Regions from separate parts of the Homo sapiens genome. Here all the other regions are linked to region 1. Evidence: chromatin contacts called from ENCODE Hi-C or POLR2A ChIA-PET data. All regions are on one chromosome and are shown on one strand. Each heading gives the region's core, a stretch centred on a gene start or an enhancer-like site at or near the end of the contact. The rest is flanking DNA. Distances are from core to core; before and after follow the strand shown.

Region 1 (2,700 bases), core at 167-2,666:
TGTTAGCAGCTGGTTGACTACCTCAACCTAACTCAACTCCTGGGAGCAATTACAGAGCTTCTCAAAATCTGTCCCTGTGTGCATCAAATTGATGTTGGAAAGAAAAAGATACCTCTTTCTAAAGTACTTTATTTCAGCCTTTCAAATTCACCTTCTGAAACCTAGGTGACATTCCTTCTAAACACTGTATACGGTATTGCTTAAGACAAGGAAAGTTTTCCCCCAAAACTATTTGTGCTCCCTTCACTCTGGTAGAATTTTTGGTAAGTTCTTTGGCCTATGCCCACCATATACTAGGCCGCCCTTGCTCACAGAAGGCCACAGCAAACCCCTTCTGCAAGCCCACGATGGAATCGTAAATCTTTACAACTTATTGAAGTCTTCCAGATTTTTAAATATGCCCATGATCCAGACTTTTTGCTTGCATGTTTAAATGGTTGCCTGATGGCTTGCAACAAGAAGTAGAAAGGCATTTTTCTTAAAATAAGCAAACAACCATGGCAAATGAGGTCATATTCCCAAGCTTGAATAATAAATATTGCTAAAATCTACAACCTGAAACATATTTTAAGAATTAGACATAGATTTGGGTTTTTTCTTTCTTTTTCAGGAAGGGGTCTCCCTTGCTGCCAATAAAAATTGCTTTGTGTTGTAAAATTTGGGTTCAGCTTGTCTCCTCCTTATATAAGCCCAGTTGAATAGACTGCTGAGGGAAAATCAAAGTTTAAGAGCCTGGCTTTTCCCGTTTGGCAACTTTCATTTCCTGATAATATCGGATAATTAACAAATTGTGTGTTTTAATGCCCTGTCTCTTGAAGCGCATTTGGGAAAAATACTTCTTGTGCCCTCTGAGTAATGGCTTAAATGGAAGAACATGCTCAAAAGAATGCTTTTTCTCAATGCATGAAACACACTCAGCATTTATTATTTTAATTGCTACACATCATGTGTATACTCGTTCGTGTAATTATATACATATTTAAAGGGCAAGAGGAAAAGATTATTTTAGGACTCTATAATTCATTATGAGCAAGGCATTGAAAATTTCTAACTCAAGATGAAAATTCATAAAAATTCTTTGGCAAAAACACCTTAGTATTCTCAATACGGTAACTGACTTTTTTTTTTTTGCGTTATGAAATAACTAGATACTACCGTGCGTTGCTTTTGGATAAAAGGGGAATGCTGTTTCTTAGCCTTTCTGTCTCTTTACTAAATGGATAATTCAGGACTGGGAAATGCAGCTCTAAGTTTGTTGTTTACGAAAAACACATGCTAATGTAACAGCGTATGAGGAATTAAAGAGAAAATGTCAAACGCGCCTTGACATCCAAAATGCATTTAGCTGTTGGCTTTTACTACAGGGCCTTTCACTCTCCAGCCGACCCCCTCCAAGACCAAGTGTTTTTGCGTGTTGGGCTAAAAATAGCCAGCCAAGCCTAACAACTAGCTTCTGATTGGCTCAGAGCAAAGGCCACTCAGCCAATAAGAGCTTCTGGGAACAAAAGCAATTCTTTTGTGTGAGATACTCAACCCACGTCAAAACAGCTTCAGGCTGTAGAAATGATTTTGGTTGAGCTTTAACAAGGTAATAATGCATTTCAGCCCTCTGAAAGGTTTGAAGCGGAACAAAGGGAGTAGTGAAATCTACAAAACAAATGGAGCGCTCAAGGCTTTCATGGGATGAATCATCCGGGTGCCTGAGCTACAAACAGTTGCAAGCTCAGAAAAGAAAAAGCGCTAGGATTTTCTTTCTTTCTTCCTGAGATTTTAACTTATTTTTCAAGCGAAAAACAAAACAAAACAAAAACAAAAAACTAACGAAAAGCCATCAAAGGCGTTGTATCTTGACTATGCCCAAATTTGTTATTATGCTTATTTGATGATGAATAAAAAGCAATTCTTCCACGGTTCCCTTAAATCTCACAAAGAGAAAACAAATGTATGTGTAGTAGATAGTAGGTAGTAAAGCTCCCGAAACTTTGGGCTTTCGTTTTTGGGCACCAAAAGCAGCCCATGTTTTCAGAGTAAAGGCAGGTCTTGATTAATGCTGTGATAGTTCTCAAGGTAAGCAAATTACAGCAGCACTTGATTGGAGAAAAGCATTGAAGTTTTGGAGGTTTTGGCCACTTTCAAGGCATTGTGCCTCTAGGGGTCGCTGTTGGACAGCGGACGAACCTCTTCAGGGCATCCTTCCCCCTTTAATAGTCACTAAAAGAAGAAGCTTAGTAGGCGCCTTTCAGGTAGAACAAAAGGGAGTGGGGAGTCAGTGTTTGAGACCCTTGAGCATGGTTTATGGTCATCACTATGGGACAAAGCATCCCATAACAATGCAGATTACTTTATATGGAAATGAAATGCCATAAAGGACAAAATGTTGCTACAGTAACCACTGAAAATGTTACATAACACATAGGAGCTCATAGGCCATTTCATGGCCTTAAACTGGCTTTATTGTATGGAAAATAATTAAAAGATGATGTGGTGCTTTATAGGCTTCCTTTTTAGGAAACAGAAGGACCCACACTTTAACCTCTCACATAGGAAACCTGTATAGGTTACCAAGTCCTGAAGTTGGCAGAGAAATACAGGTCACAAACAGACTGTTCCCATGTTCTCCTCCCAGAAAACTATGGATTCAATGTAACTTTTTCCCTTGAATATAGCTTTTATGATAAACAATTAGTAAATGAATCCTTA
Region 2 (2,786 bases), core at 277-2,776, 980 kb after region 1:
GTGTAATGTTTAACAGCATGGACTGTATCCCAAGAATTGAGTCTGAAACCTGAATCTCCCACATACGAGTTCTGTGACATTGAGCCAGATCTTAAAGTCTCTAAATTTCTCTTTTGTTTTGTTTTGTTTTGCATGTAGGGAGAGGAGTATATACTTCCTAAGGTTGTGAAAAGGATGGTTCATAATAAAAGTATGTAGCGTTATTGAGTACATACTATGTGTAGGAATGTTACATGAATAAATTTATGAACCTTCATATTAACCCAATCTGGCAAGTACCTGCACTATTATCACTATTCCTATTTAGTATTTAAGAAAACTCAGGTTTGACTGGATTAGGTGACTTGTCCAAAGGGATACAGTTCAGATTTTTTTTGTTTTTGTTTTTGTTTTATGTAGCATAGAGACTTTTTTCAACTTTTAGATTCAGTGGGTATACATGCAGGTTTGTTACCTGGGTATATTTCATGATTAAAGCTGAGGTTTGAACATGGCAGAGTGATTCTAAAGCCCGTGGTTAAAGGACTATGCTGTCATATTGGCATGTAAAGTGCTTATCATAGCTTAGCATAGAGTAAGGCTTCCACATGCAAATCAAAAGAGAAACATTAAACATTAGCTGAAGAGGAAAACCAAATCACCCACCAGGAGGAAATTGACCTGGCCCTTTCTCCCAAGTGTATCACATGATATGATGTGTGCAGGTGTCAGATGATGCTGAGATGGCCGACAGAGCTCAATTCAGAAACAAGTGATGAGCTCCTTAACAAATTCCCTCAGGAGAGAACTGCCTCCCCTCCCCTTTCAAACGAGGCTGACCTTGAAGTTGTGCCTAAATTGCTCACCACAATCTCAGGCTCAACTTGCTAACTCATCTATCCAAAACACATGCATCCCCGACTTCTCCCTATTTCATGGGGTATCAAAAATAGAGACTTGAACCTCATAAAGTTAGTACAGGCCGGGGTGTTCACCATCTTCATAGCTGATTTACAGTTGCTTTATTAAACTGCCTCTGATCTGGTCAGCAGGCTATGAATGTGAACACCTAGTTAGAGCTGACCTTGAATCCCATTGGAACAGTAGACTTCTTTATTACATTTGAAAACCTAAAAATGTTCAAGGGGAGGTGGAAGGGAGGAGAGGCAGGCAGAGGGTGCTAGGTGCTTTGTTCAACCACCATGGTTCCCTCTGTCGAGATGGAAGATGGCTGTTGCTTAAAGCTTCTGCCCATCTTTGTCCTCTGGAAATATTTGTATTATACAAATCAAAGAATGGAACGCACCTGCCTCCTCCTCATTCTTCTCCCCTCCCCGACACTGGAATGAATGCATACTCTTCACACAGGACCCACAGGAAACCTGTTACCCCAAGTAACTGTTGCATTCTCATGTGTTCAGTCACAGGAAGAATTTCAGTTTCTCTCTTCCCCACGATTGGAGATGAGGCTGAGGTCACGGGAGAGAAAGAGCCCTGTCTTGTCTCCCAACAAGAGGGGTCTGTGCAGCTGCTGGGCCCACAGCAGACAGAAGGCACGCGGCAGCTGAGGCTCTTTAGAAGGCTTCCCACCCACTTCCTGAGTCTGGCTTTGATTTCTTAAAGGGCAGATGCACTTATTCCAGAGTCGCTCCCTGATTCAGCTGTCGGGGGGAGGGTGGAATAAAAAGCTAAAGCAACCATTTCCTTTTCTGTAGCTCCTTTGCTTTGTCTCAGATCCTCTTTTCTGAGTTATCTGCTACTAAGTCTGTCTCTCCTTCCGCTCAGAGCAGCAGTGGCTGAGTTTTGTCGAGTGCTAGATAATCACTGATCTTAATTATAAACAGCCTCAGCTCAGAGGAATGGTTTTGATAGGAAAGTCAACACCAGGACGCAAGATGGGTAGGTAGCAAAATGGAACCCAAGCCAGTTTTCCAATAAAAAACAGACAAAATATATTTATAAGTAAGATTCAATTCATCCTCCACGCAGTAGCAGCCTGGAGGCTCCTTGTGAACTGACCTCTGTCTACTGTCCCCTTTAAACTTTTTTTTTTTTGATACGGAGTCTCACTCTGTCGCCCAGGCTGAAGTGCAGTGGTACAATCTCGCCTCCCTACAACCTCCACTTCCTGGGGTCAAGCAATTCTCCCGCCTCGGCCTCCCGAGTAGCTGGGATTACAAGCACGCATCACCACGCCTGGCTAATTTTTTTTGTATTTTTAGTGGAGACGGGGTTTCGCCATGTTAGCCAGGCTGGTCTCGAACTCCTGACCTCAAGTGATCCGCCTGCCTCGGCCCCCCAAAGTGCTGGGATTACAGGCTTGAGCCACCATGCCTGGCCACCCCTTTAAATTTTATGCTTCAGTAATAGTGTTGATTTTACCTCCAAAATACAGAGCTGTTTCATGCTTCTGTGCCTTTGTGGACTCTTCCCTCTGCCAGAAATGCCTTCTTACTGTGTCTTCCTGGAAATATCTTATTTGACTTTTAAAAACTGGTGCAGACATCACCGCTTCATCTCCCTCCAGTGTTTTTCATTTAATTGGTCTGGGATGTGGCCTGAGCCCTGGGAGTTTTAAGTGCTCCCCAGGTGATTCTAATCTGCACCAGAGTTTGCCAATCACTGCTTAAGGCCAGCAGTTTTCAGACTTGAGCAGGCATCAGAAACAGCTGGAGGGCTTGTTAAGGCACAGATTGCAGGGTCCACCCCCTGAGTGTAGAATTCAGTAGCTCTGGAGAATTTGTATTTCTTTCTTATTTTGTTTTCTCTTTTGTTTTGTTTTGTTTTGTTTTGTTTTACTTTTATGT
Region 3 (2,792 bases), core at 95-2,594, 700 kb after region 1:
ATAATGACATAATAGCACATGAATGGACTTTACTTGGCAAACCAATGATTCCAAAAATTATTTTCAAAAGTTACACAGTAACCATAACCACAGTGTTCCATCACCAGGACAATATAACTTCAAGTCTCTTTGGCAACTCCATGAGGGGAGGGGGAGGATGAAGGAGTAATCACCTTGTTCTGCAGTTTCCTAGTCAGGCACCTAATATTCTCATTCTACTCAGTCTGTCTGTCTCTCATTCTCTCTCTCTCTCTCTCTCTCTGTCTCCTCTCTCCTCTTCCTCTCTGATCAAATGAGTTACTCTTGCCTCCTCTAAGGTCTTTAGATTCTGTTGCGATCAGAAAACAGGCTTTGGAATCTCTGCTTCAGTACCTTCATCTGAATATTAAAAAAAGGAGCAAAGTACCAACTGTCAGCCTATGTTTATAAAGCAAACTATCTGAGAAAATAATAGAAGTTTATTGACATAGACAAAACAGGCTACATATAGTGGCTCTGATATATTAAATATTTTTATAGTGTACTCATATTTAAACATAGTCAACCAAAAGCCAAAGGTCTTATTAATTAAGCAAAAATCAGAAAGCATATTATTAAATTTTAGTGTGACAAACACCATAACACAGGAAGGTACCACAGGGATGAGATTCAGAGGATTAATTGGGCAAAGAGATCTAGAAATAAACTTTATTTATTTATTTATTTATTTATTTATTTTGAGATGGAGGCTTGCTCTGTCGCCCAGGCTGGAGTGCAGTGGCGCGATCTTGTCTCACTGCAACATCTGCCTCTCAGGTTCAAGCAATTCTCCTGCCTCGGCCTCCCGAGTAGCTGGGACTACAGGCGTGAACCACCACATCTGGCTAATTTTTGTATTTTTAATAGGGACAGGGTTTCACCATGTTGGCCAAGCTGGTCTCGAACTCCTGACCTCGTGATCTGCCCCCCTCAGCCTCCCAAAGTGCTGGGATTACAGGCGTGAGTCACCGTGCCCAGCAGAAACAAACTTCTTTATGGAAATAAAATTGAAAAGAGAACATTGCCAAATAAAAAATGTTTGCACCACACACTTGTTACAAACAGCCAAGATGTTATTCAAGACTATTGCAAAAGAGGAGAGGGATTGAACTCAACTCCTAATTATTGCAAAGACAGCTGGAGATTTATACCCAATGAGGAGAGTGAGGAGGTCAGTGGATCAACAATTGGTAAGGATGAGAGATTCTTGAAGGACTTAGCAGGATTATTTGCAAAAATGGGGCTCAACAGGCCAAATTAGAAGCCTAGACGAGAAGAAGTTTCAAAGGACCCTGACTAAAGTTGGCACAGAAGAGAGTCTTTGTCACTGTGCAGGTGATGGATAGAAACAGAAACTAAAAGCCACTGTACTACACAAAGTTGGAGAAAATTCTCTTTGTGGTTTATTGAGTTTAGGGAGATAAAAAGCACCCTGGTGAAAGGAACCTGCCCACCACATAGCCTGGGGCCTCCTAGAGTATTTAGAATGGAGCATGACATTCTAAGGACATCGGGAAGTGTTTACTGAGAAACCTGAGTGAAAGTATGTCTGAGTCACATGCGACAGCAATCATGAAGTCAGGAATTTATGGAACTCTTAGTTCATCCACTCAACATTCACTCAGCAAGTATTTATGGAGAGCCCAAACGTATTTATGGAGAGCCTATTATGTTGCAAGCACTGTCTTAGGTGCTTAAGATATAGCAATGAAAATAACAGAAAGAAAATTGTTCTCAGGGAGCACATATTCATATGGGAGGGAAGAGACAATTTTAAAACACAACAAATAAATAAAACAGGCAGTTAAATGAATGACATGGAGAGAAATTGGTAGCGTGGGGGTGTGGTGTAATTTAAATAGGGTGGTGAGATCTCAGTAAGAAGGTCACATCTGCATAAAGACCTAAATGAAATTAAGGAGTGAACCCAGTGGATATTGAGGGAAGACGTTAATAGAAGCAGTTGGCTGCTTTGTGAACGAATCACTGAGTTAGGGTATAGGCTGTGACTAACTGCCCATCTTCCTTTCTTCCTTCCCTGGCTCTCTTCTACTCATCCCTCAGGTTTTGACTTAAAAACTTCTCCTTTGGAAGCATTCTCTGTTTTCTTCTTGTCTAGATTATGAACACTTTTCTGTATCCCCACAGCATTCTACTTCCTCTATCAAAATAGTTATCACACTTCATCATATACATTTCTTTCCATATTACTCTATAAAGACTAAGAAAACCTTCTTGTGCCACTCAAAATTATGTCTCTGATATCCAGCACAAAGCAGGAGGCAGAATTACGTTGGGAATCAGACTATCTGGGATTTATATAGTGGCTGTAACACTTTCTTAATACGTGCCTGTGGGCAAGTTACTTGGCCTTTCTGTGCCTCAGTTTCCTCATTTTTAACAATGGGAGTACAGATCTAGCAAGTGCCTGACACAGCGTAGATGCTTGATATAGGAATCTAACAATTGCTACTTCCTCCAGAAACATTTCAGTCCACAGGGAGCATTGCTTTCTGTGAAGTTCAAAGAAAGTGTGGCCCAGTGAAATGAACATGAGTTTTAGATTCAGATAAAGCTGAGTCAGTTTGAATACTCATATCCAATATTTTGTAATTATATAAATGGGTATAAAAATCTTTATTTCAACAGTTTGTTGAGGATTAAAAAGAGACAACACACACAGGGGCCTAGCATACAGCAGGTACTCAACAGACGCTTATTCTGCCATCATCATTACTCATATTTATCTGTTATTATCCTTCATTTGCACTTCA
Region 4 (2,700 bases), core at 190-2,689, 570 kb after region 1:
GGAGGAAATTGAAGGCCAGAGAGGTAGCACAGGTCACTTAAGATTCCTTCAGAATCAGGAGCAGAAAAAAAAAATGTCCAGTCTTTTAATCCAGGTTATTTCCACCACATTGCTTTCTTGATGATAAGATTAATCCCTATCATGTACTAAATGTTGAGCATCTTACTTGGTGTTCCACCTGTATTTACCAATGAATAATTGATAAATACATTCCCTTACTTGGTGTTTTACCTGTGTTTACCAATGAATCCAGCAAAATCTCTAAATATTTGCCTCATTTGAAGATAAAGTTCAAGAATGTTAAGCAACTTACACAAGCCTACATTCAAATCCAATCTAACTGGAAATCCTGTACATGTATTTTCCAAGTTTAGATAAACTTAAATGTTTCTTGTTGGCCATCAAAACAACAGATCATCCTAAGGTGACCCAGGGGGATAAAGAGAGAATGGGTAGTTTATTGCCAAATTTTGGCTCTACTTTTTATGTGTGCTTTATTAAAATTGAAGAACAATGAATATAGTTATAGAAAGACCAAATGAAAACCTTATTTGAGAATTGCTTTCATCTCTTTCTGCCCTAAGATTATCAATAATCACTTCTTATTTTATGTTGATACTATATTTTATTAGAATAAGCATGTGGCTTTTCCAGTCTTTGATGTATCATAGATCATGCGTTTGTACATATTAATTTCTTTCCTTGTTCAAAAGGTTTGCTGCTTATATTGCAAATCAAATTTGTACATGTGCTCACAGGAGGGGAATATTGCAAAGATGTTTTCCACTGGCATTATCATTTTTCAAGTTGCATGTTTAAACCAGTTTTCTTTATCTCTTGTATCCTTTAACTCAGATACATAATGTAGTTTTAGCATAATTGTGATACAACTCTGTTTTTGTCCTGTTTTGTTTTTTTTCAAATGTAAATCTGCATTTCATTTGTACAGAACATCAAGGTAAAAATATGTATGTAGTTCTTAAAAATCTCTATAATATGAAACTATGGCAGATAGATCTAAAAAGAGGCTATAAACAGAAAAGTAATATGTAAATGCAATCAAATTTTAAAAGAGAATGACAATAACATTATACTGAATAGAGTGGGGTAACCAGAAAGAGAACACAAGTATATCTCGTTTTATTCACCTTGCTCTATTGTGCTTCACAGATACTGCATTTTTTACTAATTGAAGCTTTGTGGCAATCCTTCGCCCAACAAGTCAGTTGGCACCGTTTTTCAAACAGCATGTGCTCACTTCATATCTCTGTGTCACATTTTCATAATTCTCAAAATATTTAAACCTTTTCCCTTATTGTCATATCTGTTATGGGTAATCTGTGATTAGTGATATTTGGTGTTGCTATTGTAATTGTTCTGGGGCACTGTAAACCTCACCAATCTGACAGCAAATGCAGTGGGTAAATATTGTATGTGTTCTGATTGCTGCACCATCTGGCTGTTCTCCCATCTCTCTCCCTTGCCTTGGGCCTCCCTATTGCCTGAGACACAACAATACGGAAATTAGGCCAATTAATAAACCTACAATGTCCTCTAAATATTTAAGTGAAAGGAAGAATCACACAGCTTTCACTATAAATCAAAAGCTAGAAATGATTAGCCTTACTGAGAAAAGCATGTGGAAAGCTGCAACAGGCCAAAAGCGAAGTCTCTTGTGCCAAACAATCAAGTTGTAAAGGTAAAGGAAAAGTTCTTGAAGAAAATTCCAAGTGCTATTCCAGTGAACATGCGAATGATAAGAAAGAAAAACAGCTTTATTGCTGATAGGGAGAGTTTTAGTGGTCTGGATACAAGATCAAACCAGTCACACCATTCCCTTAAACTAAAGCCTAATCTAGAGAAAAGCTCTAACTCTCTGCAATTTTATGAAGCCTGAAAGAGATGAGGAAGCTGCAGAAGAAAATTTGTAAGCTAGTAGAGGTTGCTTCGTGAGATTTAAGGAAAGAATCCACCTCCATAACATAAAAGCACAAGGTGAAGTAGTAAGTGCTTGATGGAGAATTTGCAGCAAGTGATCCAGAAGATCTAGCTAAGATCGTTGATGAAGGCGGCTATACCAAACAACAGATTTTCAATGCAGATGAAACAGCCTTATATTAGAAGAAATGCCTTTTAGGACTTTCATAGCTAGAAAGGAAAAGTCAATGCCTGACTTCAAAGCTCCAAAGGACAGGCTTACTCTATTGTTAGGGGTTAACACAGCTAGTAACTTTTTGAGTTGAAACCAGTGCTCATCTACCATTTCAAAAATTCTTGTGTCTGTAAAAATCATGCTAAATTGACTCTCTCTGTGTTCTATAAATAAAACTACAAAGTCTGGATGACAGCACATCTGTTTACAGCATGACTTACTGAAATATTTTAAGCCATCTGTTGAGACCTATTGCTCAGGAAAAAAAAAAAAACTCCTTTCAAAATATTGCTGTTCATTGACAATGCACCTGGTCATCCAAGAGCTCTGATGGAGATGTACATGGAAATTAATGTTATTTTCATGCCTGCTAATACAACATCCATTCTACAATCCATGAGTCAAAGAGTAATTTTGACTTTTAAGTATTATTACTTAAGAAATACATTTCAAGGCCACAAGTGGTGACTCATGCCACCTCTCTTTTGAGGGCAGAGGTGGGAGGATTGCTTGAGGCCAGGAGTTTGAAACCAGCCTGGGCAACATCT
Region 5 (2,700 bases), core at 55-2,554, 650 kb after region 1:
TGATGATTACCATAAAAATGGTGAGCATTATGGCCAGATGGAAATGAGATATGTTGATTAACTTGAATGAAGCAAAGTGGGCTTTGCCACTCTCTGTTCTTTTAACAACCCAGTCTTTAAAATCCATGCAGACGAACATCCCAGGAATCCTTTTCATCTTATATTGGGCTTTCCTATATGATGCCTCAATGCTCCTTACATTGGCTCAGCCTTGGCATATCCTTCTAATTGTCACCTTCCATTCCCTACCCACTGCTCCTAGTTGAAGACTGGCCTGCCCTGGAGTCATGTCTACACATCCTAATGAATGCGTGGCAAAAGTTGCTAATTTGATTGATTAATTTATCCAGCCCAATGAGGCAAGACAAGAGTAGTGACTCCCTGGTTAATTATAGTATGAATAACCTGTGTAAAATTATAGATGGACAGGCCTTATTCTTATGTGTTTCTTTTCAACCGGTCTGGGTTTGACAAAGGATCTCACTGTTCTTATTAAAGCAGTTTCATTATTCCAATGCTAAGGCAAGTTTTGGAACTGCCCAGTGAGAAGCAGAGTCACAGGACATACCTTATGCTCTCTAACAAATGCCATCCAAAAAACAGACACCACTGTTGTCCATCTCCTGGATGACAAAGCAGACACTTTGCAACACAGCAGAGGAGGCAGAAGGGAAACAGCTTCCTTTGCTGGTGACCAGCAGAAGCCACCCCTATTCCACTTATGCCTTTATAATCTCCAAATGCAATGGAATAATTTTGCATCAGGTTCCTGACCACAGAAATGAAACTTTTTTTCTTATTACATTTGTGTGTTTGTGATAGATGTGATTACTAAACACAGGTTTATTCGGAAGTTAACATATCTGTTGCACAAAAAGCCACTTCTCCAGCTCTTACTGAAGGGGTCATTGAGAAGTCAGAAATTCCAGTTCCTAAAAAGCTGGATGACTTTACTAATGCTGTCTTTTCTCAGTATCAGGCTTTATTACACCTTTTCCCAGAAGCCACTCTTCGTTTCCTAACTCTATCACAGCAGGGTTCAACAGAGTAGCTTTCTCCTATGCTAAACAAATGATTTTTTGAGATTTCTTTTCCACTCACTAAGCTTCCAGTACTATCTAAGTTTGCCAAATATCTCAAAGGAATTAAAGATCTAATTTAAGAGAAGATGGCAAGTGCCTTCTCAAAGAAACCGGGAGTACCCATCCTTAATGGTAAGAGTGACAAAGGAGGAAGCAGCAGTGGCCCATTTCCTCAGCCTCACTGAGCAGCATCTATGAAAAATGAGCTCAGCTGTTAACAGCCCGGGAGGGACTGCTATCTACCACATCACAGTCAGTTGAGAAGAACAGGATGTTCTGAGTACAGCATGAACCTCAAAGCTAGAGTCAAAAACCATATTTCCCAGGCAAGTGTTTACCTTTGTCTTCAATCTTCAAGAGAGAACGTTTCTGTTCTATGAAGAGTTAAGAAAACCCTGCCTGAGAAAGGAGCAGTGCAGAACTGATACACCTCTTTATTTTCACCTTATTAATGAAAAGAAAGCTCACTCTGGGTTGATAACAACATACCAATATAGGAAGAGTGCCAAAGTAACCCTGGCACTCTTCCTATATTCTTTTTTTTTATTATTGTATTTTAAGTTCTGGGATACCTGTGCAGAATGTGCAGGTTTGTTACATAGGTATACAAGTGCCGTGGTGGTTTGTTGCACCCATCAACCTGCCATCTACATTAGGTATTTCTCCTAATGCTATCCCTCCCCTGGAACCCCCACCCAATGTCAGGCCCCAGTGTGTGATGTTCCCCTCCCTGTGTCCATGTGTTCTCATTGTTCAACTCCCAATTATGAGTGAGAACATGCAGTGTTTGGTTTTCTGTTCCTGTATTAGTTGGCTGAGAATGATGGTTTCCAGCTTCATCCATGTCCCTGCAAAGGACATGAACTCATCCTTTTTGTGGCTACATAGTATTCCATGGTGTATATGTGCCACATTTTCTTTATCCAGTCTATCATTGATGGGCATTTGGGTTGGTTCCAAGTCTTTGCTATTGTGAATAGTGCTGCAATAAACATACGTGTGCATGTGTCTTTATAGTAGAATGATTTATAATCCTTTGGGTATATACCCAGTAATGGGATAGCTGTGTCAAATGGTATTTCTGGTTCTAGGTCCTTGAGGAATCATCATACTGTCTTCCACAATGGTTGAACAGGCACCCTACAGAATGGGAGAAAATTTTTGCAATCTATCCATCTGACAAAGAGCTAATATCCAAAATCTACAAGGAATTTAAACAGATTTACAAGAGAAAAACAAACAACCCCATCAAAAAGCAGGCGAAGGATATGAACAGACACATCTCAAAGGAGGACATTTATGTGGCCAATAAACCTATGAAAAAAAGCTCATCATCACTGGTCATTAGAGAAATGTAAATCAAAACCACAATTAGATACCATTTCACGCCAGTTATAATGGTGATCATTAAAAAATCAGGAAACAACAGATGCTGGAGAAGATGTGGAGAAATAGGAATGCTTTTACACTGTTGGTGGGAGTGTGCATTAGTTCTTCCTTGATTCTTAAAGGAACCATGCTTAATCTCCAGGTCTACTTGTTTACAGCTGAAGTGAGCCCCCAAGCAGTTATAGATTAAATTAGTTTGCATCAGGTAAATTGGTTTCCACCAAACTGA

The links. A loop is a pair of places that touch in the nucleus more often than their neighbours do. ChIA-PET counts read pairs that join two places held with the same protein, here RNA polymerase II (POLR2A). Pooled maps may share reads with other maps.
Region 2: a map with no recorded cell type shows a loop between it and region 1 (8-fold over the local background). The contact joins the promoter of LINC02391 here to the enhancer-like site in region 1. A Hi-C loop is called at or near these places in 7 of 37 single-sample maps with no recorded cell type and 3 of 50 pooled maps.
Region 3: a map of MCF 10A shows a loop between it and region 1 (11-fold over the local background). The contact joins two enhancer-like sites. A Hi-C loop is called at or near these places in 2 of 168 maps with a recorded cell type or tissue (Calu3 and MCF 10A) and 4 of 50 pooled maps. POLR2A ChIA-PET finds 5 or more read pairs at or near these places in 3 of 52 experiments (GM10248, MCF 10A and activated T-cell).
Region 4: a map of PC-3 shows a loop between it and region 1 (3-fold over the local background). The contact joins two enhancer-like sites. A Hi-C loop is called at or near these places in 2 of 168 maps with a recorded cell type or tissue (Calu3 and PC-3) and 1 of 50 pooled maps. POLR2A ChIA-PET finds 5 or more read pairs at or near these places in 1 of 52 experiments (GM10248).
Region 5: a map with no recorded cell type shows a loop between it and region 1 (5-fold over the local background). The contact joins two enhancer-like sites. A Hi-C loop is called at or near these places in 4 of 37 single-sample maps with no recorded cell type and 6 of 50 pooled maps. POLR2A ChIA-PET finds 5 or more read pairs at or near these places in 2 of 52 experiments (MCF 10A and activated naive CD4-positive, alpha-beta T cell).

Annotation. Positions count from the first base shown.
Region 1 is chr12:91,380,060-91,382,759 of GRCh38, forward strand. The region is part of intron 4 of LOC105369896 (a long non-coding RNA gene); the gene reads right to left. Among named protein-coding and RNA genes, the nearest start is that of LINC02823, 54 kb to the left of the region's middle. RefSeq lists enhancers at 833-1,666, 1,667-2,498. Within about 2 kb of position 1,417, at least 20 of the 41 ENCODE cell types and tissues checked have a DNase peak (open chromatin) inside an H3K27ac peak, as active enhancers do.
Region 2 is chr12:92,362,306-92,365,091 of GRCh38, forward strand. It overlaps LINC02391 (long intergenic non-protein coding RNA 2391), which reads right to left and starts at 1,527. Exons shown (of 5, transcript XR_007063404.1): 1 at 1,286-1,527. All of the region lies in intron 1 of LOC105369902 (a long non-coding RNA gene), which reads left to right. RefSeq lists enhancers at 510-599, 1,080-1,129.
Region 3 is chr12:92,079,112-92,081,903 of GRCh38, forward strand. All of the region lies in intron 1 of LINC01619 (long intergenic non-protein coding RNA 1619), which reads right to left. Among named protein-coding and RNA genes, the nearest start is that of LINC01619, 62 kb to the right of the region's middle. Within about 2 kb of position 1,345, at least 10 of the 41 ENCODE cell types and tissues checked have a DNase peak (open chromatin) inside an H3K27ac peak, as active enhancers do.
Region 4 is chr12:91,953,197-91,955,896 of GRCh38, forward strand. All of the region lies in intron 3 of LOC105369901 (a long non-coding RNA gene), which reads right to left. Among named protein-coding and RNA genes, the nearest start is that of LINC02404, 79 kb to the left of the region's middle. Within about 2 kb of position 1,440, at least 5 of the 41 ENCODE cell types and tissues checked have a DNase peak (open chromatin) inside an H3K27ac peak, as active enhancers do.
Region 5 is chr12:92,029,492-92,032,191 of GRCh38, forward strand. All of the region lies in intron 1 of LINC01619 (long intergenic non-protein coding RNA 1619), which reads right to left. Among named protein-coding and RNA genes, the nearest start is that of LINC01619, 110 kb to the right of the region's middle. Within about 2 kb of position 1,305, at least 19 of the 41 ENCODE cell types and tissues checked have a DNase peak (open chromatin) inside an H3K27ac peak, as active enhancers do.